2 separate regions of the Homo sapiens genome follow, and region 2 is linked to region 1. A link is an interaction called in ENCODE POLR2A ChIA-PET data of the cell type or tissue named here. Cell type or tissue: HepG2. All regions are shown on one strand. Links, peaks and the distances in the headings refer to the core of each region. The heading gives the core; the rest is flanking DNA.

The links. Peaks named below come from ENCODE experiments on the same cell type or tissue, not always from the same donor. Only the 100,000 strongest peaks of a DNase experiment are listed, where the experiment ranks them.
Region 2: POLR2A ChIA-PET joins it to region 1 with 6 read pairs; 4 of 35 experiments call an interaction of 5 or more read pairs at or near these places.

Annotation. Positions count from the first base shown.
Region 1 is chr18:8,340,092-8,342,895 of GRCh38, reverse strand. The region is part of intron 22 of PTPRM (protein tyrosine phosphatase receptor type M); the gene reads right to left. Among named protein-coding and RNA genes, the nearest start is that of RAB12, 270 kb to the left of the region's middle. In HepG2, for the core only: no CTCF peak of the experiment used is centred there; DNase peaks (open chromatin) are centred at 405, 1,075 and 2,255.
Region 2 is chr18:8,239,665-8,242,468 of GRCh38, reverse strand. The region is part of intron 14 of PTPRM (protein tyrosine phosphatase receptor type M); the gene reads right to left. Among named protein-coding and RNA genes, the nearest start is that of RAB12, 370 kb to the left of the region's middle. In HepG2, for the core only: no CTCF peak of the experiment used is centred there; no DNase peak of the experiment used is centred there.

The DNA of each region.
Region 1 (2,804 bases), core at 2-2,501:
TAAGCAGTTGCACTTCCTCTCACTGAACATAAAGATTCCTGGCAGAACATAAATAGCCATCTACTTCCTTAGCTCTTGGGATCTGAGCATTAAAAAGCTCTTTCCTATGGCTGGAAAAATATATATTACAAAAGGCCAGTGCTACAGAGAGAATCAGGTAAAGAAAGTTGGAATTTAAAATTTCTTTTAATCCAGATTTTAAAAAAACCCAAACTCGACTTTGTGTCCATGCATACTTGAGGGTATAAATGTAAGCGTAGAAATCTTTATAAGACATGTAGAAAGGCAAGGAAATGAGAGAAATGCAACTTCAAAGGCTTGGAGAGTCACATGATATATGTGAAATCATAAAAATGTTCAGGCACATCCAGGACCAGAACCCAATTGTACTAGGTATCTTGACATTTCAGATTGCTGGAGCTGGAGCTCAAATATTTGAATTTGAGATTTGCTTCTGCCTTTTAACTGGCTGTGTGATTAGGGGCAAGTTACTTAGCCTCTATGAGTTTCAATGTCTTCTTTCTTTATATACTGATCACAGTAACACCTCTCAAAGTTATTTTGAGGATTCTTGGAATTAATGTATACTCAGGCATTTTATAAACAACAAAGCAATAGAAAGAAAACAAGATGCATTTAACGATGTTTATTAATAGCTGTCCTTTTGCAGCAGCCTGGACACTGAATAATAGTGACACACCCAAGGGGCCCTTCAGTCACTCCCCATCCCTCTTGACCAATTAGCAATCGGTTCTTGTGTAATGTTTCTTCTCCTTCCTCCCTGTCCAGGCCTCCTTCCTTTCTCTCCACAACACAAATTCCTATCATTTCTCCCTTGCCGCTTCTGACTACACTGTTACCCTCCCCATAAAAGCTGACTTGCTCTCCTGATGTCTCTGCATCTAATCCCTTTGGGGAAGGGACCATGCACTCTGCCTCCCACAAAGCTCCACCAGCCATTTTGGCCACGTCCCTTGGCATGTGCGTGCCATTCTCCTGATGTAGAGGCTGAAGATTTCAGTGACTTTAATCTAAGGTTACAGAGGGGACAAGTAAACATCGGATTCCATCAATCACTACAGTTCTGGCTTGCAGAGAGGTACATTCATTGTGTACTTAACAGCTTGTTACTTATTCACAAGGGGAAAAAGAAGCAGTGAGTCCTTCTTTGCGCAAACAGCCCAATGTGACCCCTGAATCAAAGGGGGGGGGGCTTCACTAGGTACACAGGGCTGTGCCACCTACTCAGAAACTTCCAGAAATAGTTCTGATGACAATGGCTCTAGTGGATGAATCAGAGGTCCCAGCATCATGGACAGCTTGTGCCTGCAGGAAGAGCAAAGCCACTTCCCTTGTCAGGGCCCAACAGGGGTCTTCTCATAGGCACTCTAGGCTAGGGGCCCCATTCTGCCTCCAGCATATTCCTCACTCACCCCTTCTTGCCAGCCGACATTCTGGGATTGCTCGGTGTAAGACCCCTCCCGGAGGGGAACTCAGCCTTCTTCGTTTGCTGCTGTTTTCTTAGTGCCCTAGGAAATGCCTGGCACATAGCAGGAACCCAGTGAATCAATGAATGGATGGTAAGTCTGTATGCATGTGTGTAAACCATATTATTATGACAGTGTTATGTTAAACCCATACTAGGTACTAAGTCAAATTAAGACATGATGTTTGTATGATTCCCTTTCTCGACTTACATTTCTAAGATTATCTGGAGAAGCTTGAAAACACAGCACCTTTCCTCCTTTTCAATTCATGGAAAGGTGACATCTTCTGCAAGGATTTCTTCAGAAGGAGCATAATTATCACTGTCCTCACAGCACAGCCGGAATTAAACCACTGCTCCCAAGCACTATACAGATCACTCCTCTCAGTTTCCCCACCCAAGGCTCTGCTTTCAGCTTAGCTCAGTCCATCACCCTAGGTAACCACAGTACAATCCTAGCTTCCCAGTGACTGTTCTCTACGGGAGGCAATGTTTCTCAACTCTAGCTGCTTATTAAAATTACTGTGGAGATTTTTTTAAATTCTCAGGTCCTAACCCAAGAGACTCTGACTGAACTGGGTTGGGGTGGAGGTGGGTCTGGGTGTGTTTTCAGATCTCTCCTGATCTATAGCATCAAGGACATCGGCTTCGTCTTCCAGTATAACCATCAGGTGCTCTCCTATGGAGTTGTAACTGTGAAACACCAAAGATTTGTTTGTTCTGAATCTCCTGACTAGTCTAACCTTGCCTGCAAGCTCTGTGAATCATGGAATCCTGTTTTGCTTGGATGTAGAAGGAACTCCATTCATAACATGTCATCTAGGAACATGACCATGCCACCTCACCTCTGCGGCTGGGCATCAGTTAAGATGGCCTGGGTTTTTACATGTTTACATAATGAAATTCGCATTGTCTTTAAAATAAAGGGTGTTTATAAGCACTAGCAGCTCACTTGGCTGATAATATACACTTAGTTTTTGTGATTTTCTTATCCATTGACCTACGCTAAAAAAAGATTAGGATACAAAAATAAACTAGGTGAAATTCTTTTCAATGCTAAAATTAGATATGTGGATCCAGAAGAACAAAAAGAATTCGGTGTTAAAATCTAAAAATGAAATTGAACACAAAGATTATTCTAAATAGATCCCAGAAAGAAAAAAAAAGTACAGGCAGAGACATCTCCCTGCAGTGCAGCTGGCCTCGCTTTCTCCTGTCTCCGCTCTCCTGCAGGCGCGGGGCGCTGTGCAGCCAACACTTGGCGGCCGTTCCTTCTGCCACACGCATGGCTCCCTCCCTGGCCTGGTCACTGTGGTGG
Region 2 (2,804 bases), core at 120-2,619, 100 kb after region 1:
CTAGCCATGCTAGTTGAGCCTGGGTGTTCTCAACACATGTTCTGGACAGAGGCAGCACTGGACTCCATCTCCATAGCTGCACTTACAATAATACATTTTCTCTTCACTTCTGAATCTGCCAGATCACTGGAAAAACATTCTCAGGCCAGGTCTCCTCAGGAACACTGAAGTGGAGGACTGAGATCATTAGCTCCATAATTCAGGCAAAATGCCTTCTTTTTGCTTGAATTTCTTTGATTTGCTTTGGACTGATTTATGCCAGTAATTGCCTCAATATTCTTTTTTGTTCTGCCTATAAAGAGAAGCATTGTGAACTTTACTAGGCTTTCCTCTTTGCCTTTTCTTGCTTGAATTCCTCTAATCCTAAAGGTTAGGAAATGACAGGTACTGTGCTTCTTGTGTGGTTGGCTGGGAGGGATATATGTGCCAATAAAAGCTATGCTTGTACTGGAAAAATTCTTTCTCCCTTCTAATCCTCCACGTGCATAAACTAATTTCAGTGATGTCACACTCATCACTTAATTGCTGATCTTTAAGCACAAAAGAAGCCCTGTAAAGACTGTGAGAGCATGCTCAAATCAAACAGAGGTCCAGGCAGACACCACAACATTAAGCTCATATCCATAGGACATACTGTATGTCTGTGAACCACCTTCTAAACCCAGTTCTCAATGTCTTCTGCAAGCCTTCATGCATTAACCCTACACATTAGACACCTTTTTACTTTCAGCAGATGTCATAAACATGAATGTCTCCCTGGGACCAGGCAAGTAATATAAGTGGAGGAAGACAGTGTAAGACAATAAAGGGTTGTGGAGAGCTGGAGGGGAACAGTAACTCAGCTCCTGCACACTGATGCCCCATGGAGGTTCAAGTCATTTCAAGTTTCAGGAGAAACTAGACCCGACTTTATATCAACTCTTAATTTTTACGTGTTGTCAAATAATTCAAATTTAAAAATAAATCACTACACAGCCCAAATAAAGCATGTTTGTGGGCACTTTTGTTTTTCATCAATAACAGCACTTTGGAAATGTCATTGTATTGGAACTGAAGGAAGTTATAATATAATTATCACCAAATTGCTTTCATTTTCTTTAATTTTTAATTTTAATTTTTTATTTTTTGTTGAGACAGAGTCTCATTTTGTCATCCCAGGCTGGAGTGCAGTGGCACAATCTTGACTCACTGCAACCTCCGCCACCCAGGTTCAAGTGATTCTCGTGCCTCAGCCTAACAAGTAGTTGAGACTACAGGTGTGAGCCACCACACCCAGCTAATTTTTTTGTATTTTTGTATTTTTAGTAGAGGTGGGGTTTCGCCATGTTGGCCAGGCTCGTCTCAAACTCCTGACCTCAGGTGATCCGCTCGCCTCGGCCTCCCAAAGTACTGGGATTACAGGCATGAGCCACTGCGCCTGGCCACCAAATTGCTTTCAAATATACATCATCTATCACCCCCAAGTTCAATATGCTTTGAAAAAGTTTAAAAGTGCCTAGCCAATGCTTTACACAAAGCTGTTGACACAGGGACAGAAAGTGAGCACATGCTGTAGGAAAAACGGTGCTGACAGACCTGCTCCATGAGGGTTGCCACAAACTTTCAATTTCTTTCTTTCTTTCTTTTCTTTCTTTCTTTCTTTCTCTCTCTCTCTCTCTCTCTCTCTCTCTCTCTCTCTCTCTCTCTCTCTCCCTCTCTCTCTCCCTCCCTCCCTCGCGGGTTGCCACAAACTTTCAATTTCTTTCTTTCTCTTCTTTCCTTCTTTCTTTCTCTCTTTCTCTCTTTCTTTTTCTTTCTTTCTTTCTTTCTTTCTTTCTCTCTCTCTCTCTCTCTCTCTCTCTCTCTCTCTCCCTCCCTCTCTCTCTCTCTCCATGCAGGTTGCCACAAACTTTCAATTTCTTTCTTTCTTTCCTTCTTTCCTTCCTTCCTTCCTTCCTTCCTTCCTTCCTTCCTTCCTTCCTTCCTTCCTCTCTCTCTCTCTCTCTCCTCCCCTCCCTCCCTCCCTCTCTCTCTCTCTCTCTCTCTTTATTTTTGAGACAGAGTCTTGCTCTGTCACCCAGGCTGGAGTGCAGTGGTGCGATCTCGGCTCACTATAAGCTCTGCCTCCTGAGTTCACGCCATTCTCCTACCTCAGCCTCCCCAGTAGCCTTTCAATTGATTAAAAATACAATATACCCAAAAGAGCCATAAAGTGAAGCACAGTAAATCAATGTATGCCTGTACAGGTCAAATGCTTTTGTCCATAACTACAGATGGCTGAAAGGGTTACATCAAGAAAGAGACTCTGTTAGGATTGTCGATAAGTAATAGTTTGTTTCTCTCTTTTTCTTTCTCCCTCTTTTGAGCCTCCCGTTTCAGACCTTACTTTTTTCAAGTGAAAACTTGGAACACTATCAGAAAAGCTTTGTGAACTTAATGAAACAAAGTCTTTTGTGTAGGAAAACTAAAGTTGAAACAATTTTCTTTGCAATCTTATGTAAAGACACAAGTAAATTTATTTTCCATTTTGATTTACAACAAATGGTTTGCCGAAAATATTTTAATCTCCAATCTCCAAACTTGCACTGCATGAATCTCAAAGGCCCTTAGTAATTAAATTAAAGGTTCTTACGAATATCTATAAATAGATCATTAAAATTTAAAGAAAGGACTTGGTGGTTTCTAGCCTGGCATGAAAGGAGTTTGGAAGTCATAACTTTTTCCTAACAGTAAGTCAAAGCTGAAAAAACTGAAAATTAATAACTTTTCTTAGATTTGTTGGAGAACTGAGGCTACAGGGCAAACCACTGCCCCCCAAATTGGAG